Regions from separate parts of the Mus musculus genome. Here region 1 is linked to region 2. Evidence: chromatin loops called from intact Hi-C (ENCODE). Cell type or tissue: gastrocnemius. All regions are shown on one strand. Each heading gives the region's core, and the rest is flanking DNA. Links, peaks and the distances in the headings are about the cores only.

Region 1 (8,793 bases), core at 539-8,538, 91 kb after region 2:
AACAACTCGCTAGCAATCAGTAAAACTAAGTCACACATATCCCCAGAGGCAACATCAGGATTCGGAACCAGGAAGGAGGCTTGCTGCTGACCACCAGATTGGCATGCCTGCCAGTGAGGTCACAGCTAAGTATAAAATGCCTGGAGCAAATTGGAGGTGAGAGAGGGGCCAGGCAGCAGAGTAATGAGCAGCTCCCCTCAGCCCGTTCATTATCCTCCACCTGCTCTGGTCCATCCGGAGTGGAATCCTTATTGACTGCAGGATTTCAGCTGAGGCTTGTCCTCATTGTAATTCATATCACATTCCCTGCAGCTCCTAGGAACTCAAATAAACAGAAGGACTGATATTAGTACTGAAAATGCAATTAAGGCACTCATTGTAAAGTAAAAATGAATTACCTCACCCTCACCATATGGCCACAACTGATTAACACCTAGAAGAAATAGTCTAAAGCTTGTGAAGTCAGAATTATCATCTTAGATCATTGTGACAGACTTTCTGCAGGAGGGAGGGGGAGAAGAAGTGGCTGGAAGTTTACTAGATGTCCAAAAAAAAAAAAAATCTCATTCTGATCAGGTGAAAGAGACTGTCAATATAAGCACTGTGAGCTATATTATGGAGTTGTTGGGTTGGGTGATTGTTTCCATTGGTTTGTGATTGTTTCCATTGGTTTTAGTTGTAATTATGAGGAAATAACAGAGATTCTCCACCAACACAGGCAGTTTTCAACCATTCTTGGGAATGGACTTAGTCCATCCATCAAAACATCTTTTTTCATAAGTTATTTGTTGAGCAGCTGTTCCTTGGCTGGAAGATCATTCCATGTGACCTACTTTACCCTTAGGGGTAGTTAAACTGGTGGGAATCTGCGCCTTTCTGAGCTGGACTAAACAGGTTATCATCACAAAGGTGTCTAGAAAGATGCAGACCTATTGAGAAGACAGGGTTGCTGCTGAAGCTGCCTTGCAGAGGCAGGTAAAGAGCTGTGGAATACACAGTGCCGTTCCTGACATTTGATGAGCATATGTCCTCTTGTGTGGAGAATCATACAGAATTGAATTAGGGCCACCCATCCCCTCAAAATCCCCCAGATGACTTTGTGTAGGGCTGTGGAAAGTTTAATCAACTTAGTGCTACCCTCAGTTCCTCCCTTGTTTTCTCTGTAAATGCTTCCATGAGTGATGGGGATATGGCTACTTGCTAATGGGAGGCATGGTAGCCACTTCAGATGGGAAGACTGAACCTGCGGCCTTTGGTGTGCGTTGCTGGGTAACAAAGAAATGGACAAACTTCAAAGTCCCACTACTTCAGCTGCTTCTCAGACAGACTGAGCCATTAAGTTAGAGACATCCTGACATTTGGGTCAAGACTAGGTGAGAGTGAAATAGAATTCCCAGGGAGGAAGCTTATTTCAAGGCAAGGAAGCCTGGATTGTGCGGAGGAGCCAGCTGGCCACCCTGAGGGCAAACGGTATGCTGGGTGTAAGGTCAACTGGAGTGTTTTGAAACTCAAGCTGGATTCAGAGACCATACACAGCTGTTGTCAGTATGGGGACACAGACTCCCTCATGGCAGAGTTGAGGGAGGGGCTGCTTAGAGGTTGACCCCTTAGGGAAAAATGATATGCCTGCCTCTAGAACAGAAAATTCTGCATTTCTCTTCTTCTGTTCCTGATTCTGAACTCAGAGATCTTTCACCCCTCACTCCTGGACAATTTCTATGACGTTGTACTAATTGTTGTGACACATGGTCTCATCTGGGGACAGTATTTAGTAACCTTAAATTTGGTTCAGCCACAAAGCTCTATTAGAGGACCTTATGAAATCCATAAACAAAGACAGAGATCCCCATACTCTGTCATTTAAAATGCCTGGCACTGTCACTTCTGTTTTGTGACAGATGGCCCCATTTTCAGTGTGACCCTTTCTGTAGCCCTCAGCAGTCCATTGCCTCTGTTTGCAAAATTTAAATATCTGAACAATAAGGAAGGTTGCTAGTGGGGGTGCACTTTTAATCCTGAGCTAATCAGATTTTAGTTGTCCTGGAACAGAAAGGGCAGTAAATGGTTTTCTTTATGGAGGATGTTTGGGGTCTCCTGGGTTCTTTAGCTACAGAATGCATGGGACTAAGCTATGGGTGGGGGCAGGGTGGAAACATCACTTCTAGGAAGTGATGCTTTCCCTGTGCACAGAAAATAGATGGAAGTGAGGGCAGAGACCAAGACTGTACTGAGAGGATCAGAGACTCAGAAAAGTGCTTTCTCCCTACGAGAAAGGTCAGGACGAAGTTATATATATGAAGTCTTGTATTTGATATGGTAGGCTAAAAGAAAAAAAAAAACAGACTTCTAGTTGGTAGTTAATACTGAACCTTATAGCCAGCCAACTGCAGTTGCTTTGTGTCCAAAATCCATATAATGAGCACAGTGCTGAAGACTCTCCAGACTGCTACTTCTGCAAACCAGAACCTTCATGAAAGGAGCGGGGTCACATGATGACTGCCCATCACAGCGAGAAGGGTTGGGGCTGGTTTGGATGTCAAGATGCTGTTACTTTTGAGATCAGATGTGCTTTAAGTGTTTATATAGACAAAGAAAGAGTATTGGGTACCGGGCGTAGTGGCATACGCCTTTAATCCTTTAATCCCAGCACTCGAGAGGCAGAGGCAGGTGGATTTCTGAGTTTGAGGCCAGCCTGGTCTATAGAGTGAGTTCCAGGACAGCCAGGGCTACACAGAGAAATCCTGTCTTGAAAAACAAAAACAAAAACAAAAACAAAAAAACAAAGAGAGAGAGAGAGAGAGTATTGGAACTGAGCTATAAAAATAAAAATCAAGCAAGACATGCTTAAAAACAACTCTTAGTTTTTCTCACTTGAAACCCTTTTATTATCAATTATACATGACTTTGACCTTTTTTCTTGTGCTAAAAGCATTTAATGCCTGTCTGGGGAATAACTTCAAAAGCAAGATTTTGGAAGTCCCCAAGATGTGAATACCTGACTTAGAAACACCCAGATGTGCAGGCAATGCTGTAAGAGACTGTTGGCCATTTCCATCTGTGTGGACGGCACTAGGCATGGTAGAAAGATCTATGAGCTCTGCAGCATTAAGGTTAAAGCCCTCTGTGGGATTACATGGCCGGTAGCAGCTCAGCTTCTATTCTGGACTCTGGCCCTGTAAGCCTCCTAGGGCTGCTGACAGCTGCCTACAAGCTTTCAGAGCAGGGGGTGGGGGTCCTCTGAGGGGCAGCTGGGCACCTGTTGTGCTCCATCCCTCTCTCACCCATACCATCTTCAGAGGGCCTCATCTTCTTCTCTCCTTCATGTCCATTCTGGCTAAGAGACCATTATGTTGACTACAGACTTTCTGTTTCTACCCTCAACACTACATCCATCTCTATCAGAGCAGCAGCAGCCCCACCTGGAAGATTTGTATTGAAATTAAAAAATTGATATTTAGTGTTCCTTGGGCTCTGTGATATTCAGTGCTTCAAAGAAATAATTTCTGTGAACCACTTTATCTGGACTAGTCAACAGTTATTTGATCTTAGAGCAATGTGGCTTCTTTTTTCAAGTAGTTGCTAAGGAATGGCTCTGGAGAAGTTTCCAAGAATACATGAGGACCATCTGTATCTAAAGAACAGGAATGAGACTTGGCTCAGTTAAGCCCTTGTGGCCTGAGATGCTGGTGCCCCATGATGCTGTTATTTCAGATGGACTAAGCCAGATGTGTGGAAATCTAATACATGTGGAGTTACTGTGTTTTCAGAAGAATAGCTTGTTGGAATTGTATGGCTGACCACACTGTTGGCAGGGACTGAATTTTCCCCAAAGGGAGCGGATATTCCCACCATCTCTAATTCTGGGAAGATGGTCAGGGAATATGTTTTCTGACTTGGAAGAGAACTCTGAGAAAATACTGTGTCTCTGGTCTCATGGGTGAACAGACACTCTAGATGCTGTGAAGGCAATTAGTCCTAGAACTAGTGCTAAACGATTTCCATATCTGATTCTTTTCTGTTATCCTCAGTGGCAGTGGTAACACTCTTTCCCAATGTTTACATGTCCTTTCTGGAGCAGTACCTGCACTTTTTGTCTAGGCTGTAAGATTCCCCACACAGTACAATCAGACAGTCCAGTTCAGAAAGAGAGATGCTCTGCCCACAGCTTCACAGGTGTGTATCTGACACATGACAGACTTGGCCAAGATGAGTAGACACATTCCTTCCATAGCGAGTGGTTTATGGCCTCACTTATCACCCCATTTGGGCCAATCAGATAGTCTGAGAACTTCACTAAGTGGGAAAGAGTTATTCTTGGATTGAATGTACCTGGCACTCTTAGGGAGCTGGTACTTGAAGAGTAACTTGCACAAAACTGGACAGAATTTTAAAAAAGGTTTGAATCCCTAGAACATTCTGGAGCACCTGTATCCAGCTATATTCAAGCATCTGCCTTTTCAGTTGTATAAACAACAACAACAACAAAATCACACACAAAACCCTCTTTTACGCACTTGGGTGAGTTCTAATTGTGGTTTCTGAAATTTGTTCCTAAAGGCATCTTTAGGATTAAATTTAAATAAAACCTGTGTGTCACCTATATGGTGTAGAATTCAGGAAAGCAAGTACCCTTGTTTGGTGAAAAGCACTTTGTGAGAAGAACAGCCACAGCATCAGAAGCTGACCTTCACTCCACAGGAAGTAATCTGCAGAGCAGGAAGCAGGTACCAGCAGGTTACTGGTAAAATCAATAACCTTACTGATATGGAACACGCTACTGTTCTTGGTAGATTCCCATGTATGCCTAGTAAATATTAAAATATTTTGGTTACCATCAATGTTTATTTTTCTATTCATATCAGCAGTTTTCATCATCATAGCCAAAAGATGGAAACAGCCCAAATGTCAATTGACAGATGAATACCTAAAGCACATGTTGTAATCCAGTGGGGTATTATTCAGTTTTAAACAAATGGAAGGCTGAGATAGAGAGATGATTCCTCGGCTAAACACATCTTTTTCTCTTCTACAGGGTCTGAGTTTGACTCCTAGCACCCAAGTCAGGAAGCTCACAATTGCCTGGAACTCTACCAGCTTCAAGGAGTCCAATGCCCCTGGCTACCTGGGTCACTAACACACACTTGGAGTATATTCACACACACAATCTTAAAAGTAAAATAAAAATTTAAAAACGTAAAATAAATGAAGTCTATTCTTCTACATTCTTCTATGGATGAGCCTTGAGGAAATATGCTAAGTGAAATTAGCCAACCATAAAAATAAAACTTCGTATGATTCTGCTTACATGAGCTATGTAAAGGTATCAAATTTGTAGAGGCAGAAAGTACAATGGCATCTAGGAGCTTGGAAGAATGATTAATGGGGAGTTATTTAACGGGTATGGAGGTTCAATTTTGCAAGATAAAAAAGTGTGGAGTGTATCAATGTTCTGATTGCTGTGGCCTGCCATCTCATCAGTGAGAGCCCACACTGAGACTCCCTTAATGGAGTTTTCCCAAGACTTTACCAATCATGGATACCTTAACCATCATGGACTCTGATGAGTTATAGACTCTAGGTGCAGGCCCTAGGTGCAGGTTTCACAGTCTAGACCTATGGCAGATCCCTTTTCTTTTCTTTTTCTCATCTATCTATCTATCTATCTATCTATCTATCTATCTATCTATCTATCTATCTATTCATTCATTTATTAACTTTACAGCCTGATCACAGCCCCCCTTCCTCTTCTCCTCCCAGTCCCACCCTTCCACCCCTCCGCTATCCCCTTTTCCTTAAAGAAGGGGAGGACCCCCATGGGTACCAACCAACCCTGGTACATCAAGTTGCAGCAAGACTAAGTGCATCTTCTCCCACTGAGGCCAGACAAGGTAGTCCAGCTATGGGAAAGGGACCCAAAGGGCAGGCAATGGAGTAAGAAATAGCCCCTGCTCTAATTGTTAGGGGACCCACAAACTGTATATCTGCTTCATCTACATATGGAACGTAGGTCCAGCCCCTGAATGCTTTTTGATTGGTGGTTCAGTCTCTATGAGCCCCCATGGGCCCAAGTTAGATTACTCTGTAGGTCTTTTTGTGTTGTCCTTGATCCCTCTGCCCCCAATTCTTCCCCTACTCTTTCATAAGACTCCCCAAGTTCTACCCAATGCTTGGCTGTGGGTCTCTGCATCTGTTTCCATCAGTTGCTGGATAAAGTCTCACAGGAGCCAGTTATGCTAGACTCCTTTCTACAAGCATAGTAAAGTATCATTAATAGTGTAAGGGGTTGGCTTCTCTCACATGGGGTGAGTCTCAAGGTGGGCCAGTAATTGGTTGGCCATTCCTTCCATCACAGAGCCCCTTTTCACTCCAGAATCCAGTCAAGGATGGTTGTCCTCCATAAACAGATACCTCCTGGCTTTCAGAGTTAAAATCAGTGATACTCCTTGAAGATGTTGAAGGACAGCCTAGAAGTATTGGCTACAAAAGAAAGAACTCCTTGTACTCTTAAATCTTTTCTGTAAATATAACAAGACATATTTCAACCTTAGTACCTTAAATTTTCTTAGATGCTTCAGTCATTACTAAAAATCAAAAGAAAATGTAAGATCACAAGCATTATCACATTTATATTAACACATCTAAAAAGTGCAACAATTTATTTTTTTAGGATCTCTCTACTTAGGAAAAGAAAACATTTTTCTCAGGAGAATAATGAATGTGAGAAGCTTTGGGTAACTGATTGAAAACACAGAACCAGGGACTGCAGAGATGGCTCAGCAGTTAAGAAAGCTTAATGCTCTTGGAGAGAAGTTTCTAGCACCTACATGGTGGCTCACAACTGCCTCAACTCTAGTTCCAGGAACCTGATACTCTTATACCCTCTTCTGATTTCAATAGGCGCCTGCATGTATACACTAGAAATACTTACATTTAGGCATATATATATACATATATATATGTAAGTATATATATATACATATATATATACATACATACATACACACATATACATATATAAAATAAAACAAAACAAAAACTCAAAAAAAAACCATAAGACCCAAACTCCAGACACTAGGAATGTTATCATTTCTTTGCTGCATCACCAGATATCTTAGTTTAATTTCTGTTGCTATGATTTAAAAAAGATACCCAGACACAAACAACTTTAAGGGAGTAAAGGTTTATTTGGCTTCCAGGTCACAATCCATCATTTCAGGAAAGTCAAGGCAGGAACCTGAAGAACCTAATCACATATACAGTTAAGAGCAGAGAGAGAATGAATATATGCATGCCTCTAGTGCTTAGCTTACTTTCTCCACCCTGGTAGCACTCCAAGCCTAGGGGATGATTCCACCCACTGTGGATGGTATCTTCAAACATCCATTAACATAATCAAGATGGTCCCCCACTAACATGTTCACAGATCAACCTGATTTAGACAATTCTCAACTGAGACTCTTCTTTTGCCAGGCAATTCTAGCTTGTGGTATATTGATAATTAAAACTAGCCATCACTATGAGGGTTTCTTTTTAAAATTCATATCTGTGAGCAGGGTTTTAAGCAATTACATAAACTTCACTTTCTTGGAACTCAATTTCTTTCTCTAGTGTGACCCATTTGTTAAAATAATGACAGTTAAAATCCTTGAGTTTTACTTCAGTTTGTGAAGAAAATCTTGTTGTATAAGTTTGTGATAAGAGTAGTGATCAGGGACTGGATGCTGTCAAATGTCTTCAGTTAGAATTAAGTGAGCATGGTAGTAGCTGGTGATCAAATGGAAATGGTTCAGCCAAGACTGAGTATGAGCAGAACGAACTTCAACAGAAGGTGGTGAAGAACCATGTCCCTACCACTCTTGGATCTGTTCTCCCTTCAAGCTCATACCCATGGTCCTCAGTGGGGGTGGGGCAGCACATTATGACTATCCAATAGAGGAATTCAACCCAATTTATGAAAGATTGTCTTAACATTGTAAGCCAAGCCAGCAATGGATTCTTATTGCAGTATAACTTAACATTAGCTATAGGGAGCCCACCTCTTGCCTTCACAGAGCTACTGCTGCTTGTGGAGAGGGCAGAAGGAGAACATGTCTTAGGTAAGATGTAGGTGCCTTAGCAGTGGCTAAGATGGTCTGTCTTGTCAGGATCCTGGGAAAGTCACTAGCAAAGAGATCTGGGAACAAGGCATGTGAGTGGACCTATGGGAGCAATCCAAAGTGCACATATTGACATTGAACCTCTTTATGAACTAGGTCCAGTATCTGTCTATAAAAGCATTGGAGTGTCCTCTTAAATTCATAGGTTGACTCCAGCTTTGAGATGACACCCTATGGAGTTTGACAACCATCTTTCTAAAACATAGTAGTATAAACCTGAGAACCAACAGTTATTCTATGTATATATGTGTGTGTGTGTGTGTGTGTGTGTGTGTGTGTACTGTTTATGAGAAGTAGCACAAGTGGGTTACATGAATCTGGAAACAAAGGGAGGCCTTTGTCACTCTTCCTACATATTGCTTCCTACAACTTGCAAGTTTATGTCTTCTAAGTTGGTGAGGGTCCCATGAAGTCCACTGTAATTATAGTAAAAATTCTTATAGTTGAAGCTCTGGGTGCCACCTAGTCAGATCATTTTAGTGTCTTTCTGCAAAAGAGTTAGCAGCCTGAGTTGATACCACTGACTACAACATGGTGCAGGCAGATGAGGGCAGAAAGAAGTATTTACAGATCGATCAGTGCATCTTTTAGTGCTCTGAATTTTTAACTGTGAGTAGGTGATTACAGCAACTAGCAT
Region 2 (8,793 bases), core at 511-8,510:
TATATAAAACAAACCTTTAAAAAAAATGTACTCTAAAAAACTATATTTACTTATATTCTTTTTAGCAATGAGTAGGCATACTTCTCCATCTTCTCAACAAAGTGACTTATTTTAAAACATTACAGATCTCCACTTCTGGGAATACTGCTAGTTTAGCTCAGGATTTTTCATGTTTCCTATTCCAATTTTCCCATTTTTTTACCATAGGAGGAAATCTTTTTCCCATTAGTCTACAAGCCCCCTTTGATAGTATAAAAAATAAATTTGCATGTAAAACCATTTTCTTAGTTTGTCATTTGCCTTTTATTTTGTTTACAAGATTTTACCATAAGGAAGTTTTACAAGTCTGAAGTAATCAGTTCTTCTTTAAAGTCTATTTTTGGTATTAAGTTTCTCAAACCTGAGACTTGAAATTGATACTTTCTTTGTTACTAATTTTTTTATAAAAATCTTTTAAAAGACACAAGTTCACCTAAAATCACTACTATTTTACAGTGGTTTAATTACTTAAGCCACTGCATACTTTACACATACTTAAATTGGTAGTCTGTTTTCTTAAGTATTTTCTGACACAGGCCTTTAAAAAATTAGCTTATTAAATGGATTTAAGATTTTTTGCAAGGCCAATGAATCATAACATTACACCCAATTTAACAATAGCCCCAAAGTTCTACAAATGTTTATGCTTATACCATCACTGTCTACTCTCTAGTGTTTTCTGAAGGACCAGGAAGAAGAAACTCATTCTTGGGAACCAACCATACTTATTATGTATGATGAATTCTGTTGTAATGGTCAGACATCAATCCTTAAAGACTCTTTCATTTTAATCTCTGCTAATCTTCCTTTAATTTCATATACATCACTTTCAAGGTGAGTCCCTTGTTTAAAAGTTCAAACTCTGGGATGACCATCTTGCTCTAACCTCCTACCTGAGGCTTTACACCTTCATAGTCTTGATGAAAACTACCCAAAGTCCAGGACCCTTCTATTTTCTACAAGGAGAGCTAAATGTCAGTACTTACACTTCACGTGGCTTTGTAAAGATCTGAAGTGGGAGGATGTACATAGATTTTGACATGAGCATTGTGCTAGGTATTAGAGTCAGATTTGTTCCACCTGCCCCTAGGTAAAGTCAGTCTAATAGAAGAAACCACCAAGTGTCATCAGAATGTTAAGCACTGGGATAGATCCATAGACAACATGACATAAACAACATAGACAACATGAGGACCTAGGGAAAGGTCCTAGACAGGATGGCAAGACCAGCTTTCCTAAAATGAAGATGCCTGAGCTAAAGTGATAAGAAAAAGACCCAGAACAGATCAGAAGTACAATCAAGCTGAAGCGTGAGTGGAAGCCAGAGAGCAGAATCTTCCTTCTGTCCAGGTTTCCCAAGGGAAAAAAAAAATACTATCAAGACTTTACATAACCCTGGTGATCAAACATGAAATGATATACTATGCTCTATAAGGTAGTTCTCCAATGTCTCATTGGTTATGTTCCCATGGAATCCACTCATTTTAAGAACTTAGAAGTTAGATGGTATCACTTAAAAACTACCTTAGGTGCTTGCTGCCAAGACTCAGGAACTGCTGCCAAGTTTACGGAATCCCTGAGACCCACAAGATAGAGAAGAGACTATGAAGTTTGTCTTCTGGCTTTCACACGTGCACTGTGGTGCATGCACATACATGCTTTTTTAAAAGATGAATTTAGAACTGTCCTTTAAAATAGATGGTTAACAGCTTTTTCCTCCAAGCATACCTAAAAGATGAGTTCAAAATGAAACCACTGATTCTCAAAAATCAATTTATCCCATGACTTCATGGGAAAGGTAAAAAAGACTAGGCTTTGGGACTTATGAAGTGCTCAAACTTCAAGACAGTTATAACTTTGAGGGGCCCTAACAAATTAAATCTTAAGAATGCCAAGTAACTATTGTTTGACTTAAGGTTTGTTCATTTAAACATAATTTTCCTTGCTGAAATGAAGGTCCCTTATCCTCCCACAGAAACTTTTGGTACAACTGGGCTGGACTATCTTCCCAGCAGGTAACAGCCTTAAATACTAACCGGCTTTACTTCAAAGGCAAAGGGGTAAACAAACTTGTTTTTTAAAAAAATACTGACTCCTTAAATTAGAATGATTAATTTTAATTTTACAAACTGTTTAGATTTCCACAACTAAAGAAACCCTCAACCATTTTTTCCCTAGGATACAGTATGTAGTTATGCAGGTGGAAGGGGGACACAAGAAAAATAACAGTTTTCACTCTAGGGAAGCATGCAACATAATAGTAAACTTGCACTTTTAACAAGCTCAGCAGCAACAGTGACTATGTTTTCTGCAGCCAAAATGAAGGGGAGTAGTAAAACCCTAGGATTAGTCCAAAAAAGAAAAAAAAAATCATTCATGGTACCAGCAAGATCATGTTCTGTTATCTGAGGGTTACAAAGTAAAGGACTTAGTCTGTGTCTTCAATGATTTCATAGTCACATGTATGGGAAATAAGCCTGCACTGACAAAATTAATTAGCGCAAGAAGGTGGAGTTCCCTGAACAACAGAGTCTATGTAATATCTAAAGACACCTGGCCAAATTAGCTCAGACTTCAGATGTATGTGACATACTAGGAATTTGGGCCACACCTTCCAGGGCCTGACCATAAGACTCAGGAAAGATGTATCTTACAAACACCCTAGCCTATCTAAAATTGGTTGTCTTTTGGGCAAAACAGTTTTTTAAAGATGATGCCAACAGGGAGGAAAGAGAAAGGTTAGCATTTTTAGAAAGCACTTTGGTCTTTTCTCCCAGGCTTAAGGCTTAGTAAATGCTCCCCAAAACCTCCAAAAATGGGCAGAATAGAAGATAAAACAAGCCAGTGTTGTGTTGCATACTCAGAATTTAAAATGAGCTATAACTGTTTCAACTTACTATGGGAAGCAACAAATACAAGTTTTAAGTAAAAAGAGAAATCTTAAAGCCTTCTCAAACAAAGAAAGACCTCATATCCTTATTTTCCTCAACTACACTGGCTTCTTCAGAGTGTTAGGTTTAGGTCCTAAAAATTGAAGTAAAAGGAGCTTAGTTCCTCTTTTGTCACCCCAGTGCCTTTCTAAAACAGTAATCATTTATTCCATTCTTAGCTTTTGGCTGTTTTAATGCTACTCCAGCAAAGAGCAAGTACACACAGGGCAACTAAAAGCACTTGAACAACTTGACTGCATTTCGGCATGCGTGCCCGTCCCACAAACCCCCAACGACTGTGAACTAACCACAAGTATCAACAGTGACCTCTCAGAAAAGGGGAATCCTCCTTTTTTGGCATACCTAGCTCCCTTAACTTTGGGGCTTAGGCTCAAGGAATGAGAGTGCAAGTGTTCCTTGCTTTCTTAGTTATCTCCTGAGTAACAACACAGTGCACAGGTGACAGAAAGAGGGGGTTCTCAGGGCCACGCGGGATTTAAGAATAGAGGCCCGCAGAGTCTACAGCCCCCGACTCAGTCCTCCTGGCCCGGTGCCGGGTTACCTTTGGGGTCAGAGCGCGCGCTCCCGCCGGGACCGGGGACGCGCCGAGGCCGCCGCACAGGGAGGGCCCAGTTCGACTGAGGAGAGCTGGCGGACGCCCGGGGGCTCCGTTCCTTTGGAAAAGCACACCGCATCCCGGCGCGCCTTGCTCGGCCACGCTCCCAGAGAGAACGGAGCCCGGCACCACTGTTACCCAATAATCATGCCCCGCACCGTCGCAACAATGAGTGCCCCCGGATCCCCGAGAGCACGAGTCCCCCGGCCCTGAGCCACCCCGGCCAAGCGGAACCCCCAGGGCCGAGGGGAAGGGAGGGGTGGCGCGTGAGGCGCCGAGGTCGGCGCCACAGGCCGCGGTGAGTCCGGCTTTTTCCCAGTGCGTAGCCAGGGCCTGGCCCTGCGAGTCCCGGCCCAGGCCGAGCCTGGCCGGCCGGGTGACTCAGGCCGGGCCTGGCCGCTCCGCTCCGCCCTCGGCGTCCTACGCCCACGACTTCTCCGGCCCGGCCGCCATTCCGCCTAGCCGCGGCGCGGCGCCTCAGGCCTCGCCGGCAGCCCGGGCTCGGACGCCGCGGCCCGAGTCACTGCGACGCCGCGGCTCCGCCGTGGCCTGCGCTGCCTCCCGCCACCGCGGCCCGAGCCGCTACTCACCCGCATCTCCGGGCGCCCCCCGACGCTCGGGCGACGGCGTGTAGTGCTCGCGGGGCCCGCCGAGGTCTGGCCGCGTCCCTCAGCGCCCGGGCTGCCCCGCCTGGAGCTGCGTGCGACACGGCGCCCGCTCCTCCTCCTCCTCCCCTGCCCGCCTGCCGGCCCTCCTCCTCCCGCCGCCGCCGCCGCCGCCTGCACCACGCAACCTCCGCCCTCTCGCCGTCCCTCCGCCGCTCCCCGCCCTCCCGGCTTCACCGGCTCTGGCGACCGCGGGGCGAAGCCGTGGGGGAGGGAGGGCCGGAACGCACCGCCATCGGCGTCCGGGGCGGGGGAGCCAAGAAACCGTCGCCGCCATCGCCGGGCCTGCGGCGGCGCGGGAGGGGCACGGAAACGGCCCCCCCAGAGGCCCTGGTCACCCGCTTCGTGGCCAGGACCCGCTTCGCGCGGGCATTTCTACCTGCGAGCCATGGCCTCTGCTTCCCAAACGCCGAGCCGGGTCCTGCCGGACGAGCGGAATCCTCCGCCAGGTTTTCCCGCCGCCCTCGCGTCGGGGCGGCCTCTCGAGTGCCGGCTTCCCGCCACTTCGGACTTCTCGTGGAGACCGAGCCGAGGCTGGGGGCTCTGACCTCTGAAGACACTTCCGGAAGCGGCTGTGGGAGAGGGGCTTTGAGCTCCCCTGCCCCTCCCCTCCATGCACCTCCCGGGAGCTGACATGGGTCCCAACTGCACTGATCCTGGCTGGTGTCTCCTGTCCTGGAGTTGAACCAGAGGCAGTATCCCCAACCGTGAGATGAGAAAGTCAAATGGGCAGGCGGACTCAAGAGAAAAGTGCTACTGCTTCACCGACCCCCCTTTCTACCTGCAGGCCTTGGAGATCCTCCTGCGGAAACCTCCAGCTTGCCCACATACCCACGTGGATGTGTGTCTCCCTCTTTAATACTTTTCAGCAGTGGCCTCCCTTCCTTCTTGAGAGCCTTTTTTCACTTTCACTGTATATGGTTTAGTTAGGGAGAGTTGGGAGTTGCGATTCCAACCTGGGATGGCATGAAGTAGTATTCTTACATCTAGAATAATCTCACCCATTGGAAATCAGCTGCTGTCATCTTGTGCTTTGTAATATTCAATTGTAAATTTGGCAACACCCCTAGCCACAGGTGAGAGGCTGGAGAAAGAATGGATTTACCCCATACCTTGTTAGAGGCAGCTGTTTTAATATCCTAGCTTAGATCTGCCATTTAATTCTGTGAACTAGCAAGGGAAGATTTTCAGTTAGCTCATCATCTGGGCCAAAGATGTATTTGATGTAACTTCTGTAACTTTTCACCAAACTAGAACACCACAGAGATTCTTTCTAATGCACCATTTCGGGGCAGAAATCCTCAGCAGACCTGACAGGTCTCAAATCCACAACTTGAGTAACCCGTGCTTCCTCTCAAAAGAAAGTCCCACTGGTGTGTAGTCCAGCAGTTCTCATTCTGTGGATGGACACCCGTTGGACAAACTTCTATCTCCAAACACATTTACATTACGATTCATAGCAGCAAAATTACAGTTATGAAATAGCAACAAAAACCATTTTCTGATTGGGGGTCACCTGGTGAACTGTATTAAAGAGTCACAGCATTAGGAAGTTAAGAACTGCTGGTTTAGTGTCTTCTATCGAACTGTAGCTTTTTGTCAACATCTATTAAGTATTTTTTAGAAGTGTTGTTTCTGCATGTGTATACCAAATTATATTATCTTTACGTTTGTCTGGGGAAAAGGTTTTTAATTTGTTTTATGTCAAACACCTCAATAACTCATTCAAAAGAAACATGTTTTTAGTAACTTTTCTGTAGACATATGGTAAGGGTGGAGATAAATGTAAGGCTTGTTCCTTGTATATTTTGGCTTTCATTTTAAACTGGATTCCCATGTATTCATAGAAAACAGTTTACTTCCTCTCTATATTTCCTAATCTGTTGTCTTCAGTCTCACCAGTCTATATGGTCTCCTTTCCTGTGATTTTTCACCTCTGGATATGAGTTTGTATGTCAACTTGAGGGTTTTCTCCAACCCATTTTGCCTTAATACAAGTATTTAATCTATCTGAATCCACTCCCTGATTCGCCCTGCCTCCATTCCTTGTTTTAAAGTATCTTATTTACTGTCAATACTATCATTTTCATTGATTTGTTCATTCACCTGTGTCCACTTTGCAACCAGGTGGCATCTGTTCTGAGCAGATAACCCTACCTAACAGGATAAAAAGATATAATAGTAACTTTCATGCTCAAAACACTCTTCATCTTCTCTGTCTCAGCAAAATGGATATCTCTTTGGATGAGCCAGTTTGGAAAGAGAGTGACACCAGAATCAAAGCTCAAAACTGTCCCAAAGGTCTTTATCAGGACAAAGTCAATGGGATTAAAATCTCTTTGTAAATTAGAAACAATAATGAACTGGAAAAAACGCAAGTTTTAGATTAGCTATTTTTAAAATAGCTATTTTTAAAATACCTCATTGCTAGCTTCCCATGTGTGCCTTCAGGTATGGGTTGGGGTGCAGGATTTTTTCTTAAGTTTGCCAGTTTTTTTTTTTTTCCAGTATTTTGCTGGAAGAACATTGAAGCCTGCTCACAGCATGTTTACTACTCAGATTGAAGAGTACTGAGTCACTTGAACAACCATAGGAACTATTATTTCTAAGACTTGGGTAAGAAACTAGTCTGTGGAAAGTAAATGGGTTTCACAGGTTTGTGAATTACCCAGAGACATAATTGCAAACTTCAGATCTAAGACCCAAACTTGGAAGGAAAAGAGCAAAACCAGAAGCTGACACTACCAGAGTTTATATTTGTGTGAACCATTTTTAACTGGGTAGGCTTGAGCAAGTTATTAAACTTCTCAGTGTTTCATCATCCTCTGATATGGAGGTGATAATAGCTCAAGGAATGTTAGCTAAACATTGATATTTCTGATGATAATAAAGACCCAGAACCTGAATTTGGGAACCACTCCATGTTCCTTCTGTCCAAGTTTTTAAAGTTATAATCCTACAATGTTTACTATGCTTTATATGTTCTAATGAACTTAATTTGTTTTTAGGCTGTGTAATTTTTAATTTTTTTCTTTTTTTTTTTTTGATTTTTCGAGACAGGGTTTCTCTGTACAGCCCTGGCTGTCCTGGAACTCACTTTGTAGACAAGGATGGCCTCGAACTCAGAAATCCACCTGCCTCTGCCTCCCGAGTGCTGGGATTAAAGGCGTGAGCCACCACACCTGGCAATTTTTAATTTTTTATGGGTATGTGTTGAGAGACTCTCTTGTGCACTGTATAAAAGCAAAACCTGCAATTGCATGTATAAGTGTGTTGCCTTCACATATATGTATTATCTGTGCATGCGTACCTGGTACTGAGAAGACCAGAAGAGAGTGTTCAAGCCCCTGGATCTGGAGTTACAGACACTTATGAGTTACCATTTGTGTGCTGGGAATAGGACTCATGTCCTCTGCAAAAAGCTCTTAATTCACTGAGCCATCTCCCTAGCCTTCAACGTAATTGTTATAAAAGGATTAGGCTGGGCATAATGACAAATGCTCTTAATCTCAGGAGGCAGAGAAGGTATATCTTTGTGAATTTAAGGCCAGCCTATATCACAAAACTGACCAGGGGTCGGTCAGTCAAGTAAATGAGATTTTTTAAAATATATATTTATTTTTAATTGTGTATACAATTTTGAAGACATTTTTGATTACTTATGTATGTATTTGGGGTGTATGAGTATGTACATGTAAAATCAGGTATCTGTTGAGGTCAGAGGTATCTAATCCCTGGAGCTGAATTTACAGTTTGTGAAGAGGCCAGTCTCCAGAGGGTGCTGGAGACTAAGCCTGGTTCCTTGTCAAAAGTAGTACATCCTTGTAGGCCTTTGATTTTTCTCAACCCTATTTTTAATAATGGTTCATAAATGCTTTAACCTCCCTTCTAGCCCACCACCCATCAGGGCTAGTAGAAAAGAAAGGTTATTAGGAGATAGGGGAAGTGAACCCATTTAGAAATTGTTCTTTGGAGCAGATTCCATTTGCATTGTCAGGAAATCAGCAGTTCAGTTCACACAATTCAGCAGCAGCAGCAGCTCGATCCACTCACAGGTACTTCATGAATACACCAGCAGTCCAGTTTAGTAGTCGGTATAGCAAACACAAATCAGCAGCCCTGGCATGATTAGGCCAGGAGAAGTTATTTGTGGTGCCTCTCTTAAAGAAATGAAGATCAATGAGAACCCAAGACCAAGAAACTTTACAAAGTTATGCAAGCCTGTCACTATTGAGTCCTATTTATACTCTCTACAAACATCCCGTGTCCTCCATGGGTCTAGCCTTATGAAAAGTCTTGCCTCAACATGTGAGTCTGCCTTAGCAAAACTCCATTTGAGTCTGTATCAGCTGACATCACTCTGCCAATCAGCAGGCGTCTAAGGAAGTGGTAAGAAGCCCCCAGAGCACCACCAGAAGTTTTTGGTGCATTTCTCTCAATGGAGTCATGACAAATGGAGCTCAGCTATACTGTAAGGTGAACTAATACATGTGAGTCATTAGTGAAGAATCCTTCATCACGCATCCTTTCATGTACTTGCTTT

The links. Peaks named below come from ENCODE experiments on the same cell type or tissue, not always from the same donor. Only the 100,000 strongest peaks of a DNase experiment are listed, where the experiment ranks them.
Region 1: a loop joins it to region 2, with 2.3 times the contacts of the local background. A loop is called at or near these places in 2 of 42 quality-filtered maps.

What each region holds. Positions count from the first base shown.
Region 1 is chr6:47,359,146-47,367,938 of GRCm38, reverse strand. No RefSeq gene overlaps it. Among named protein-coding and RNA genes, the nearest start is that of Cul1, 91 kb to the left of the region's middle. In gastrocnemius, for the core only: no CTCF peak of the experiment used is centred there; a DNase peak (open chromatin) is centred at 1,436; H3K27ac peaks cover 810 bases.
Region 2 is chr6:47,449,866-47,458,658 of GRCm38, reverse strand. Cul1 (cullin 1) reads right to left here and starts at 4,340. Exons shown (of 22, transcript NM_012042.4): 1 at 4,176-4,340. In gastrocnemius, for the core only: no CTCF peak of the experiment used is centred there; DNase peaks (open chromatin) are centred at 1,595, 3,614, 4,366 and 4,658; H3K4me3 peaks cover 3,157 bases; H3K27ac peaks cover 3,474 bases.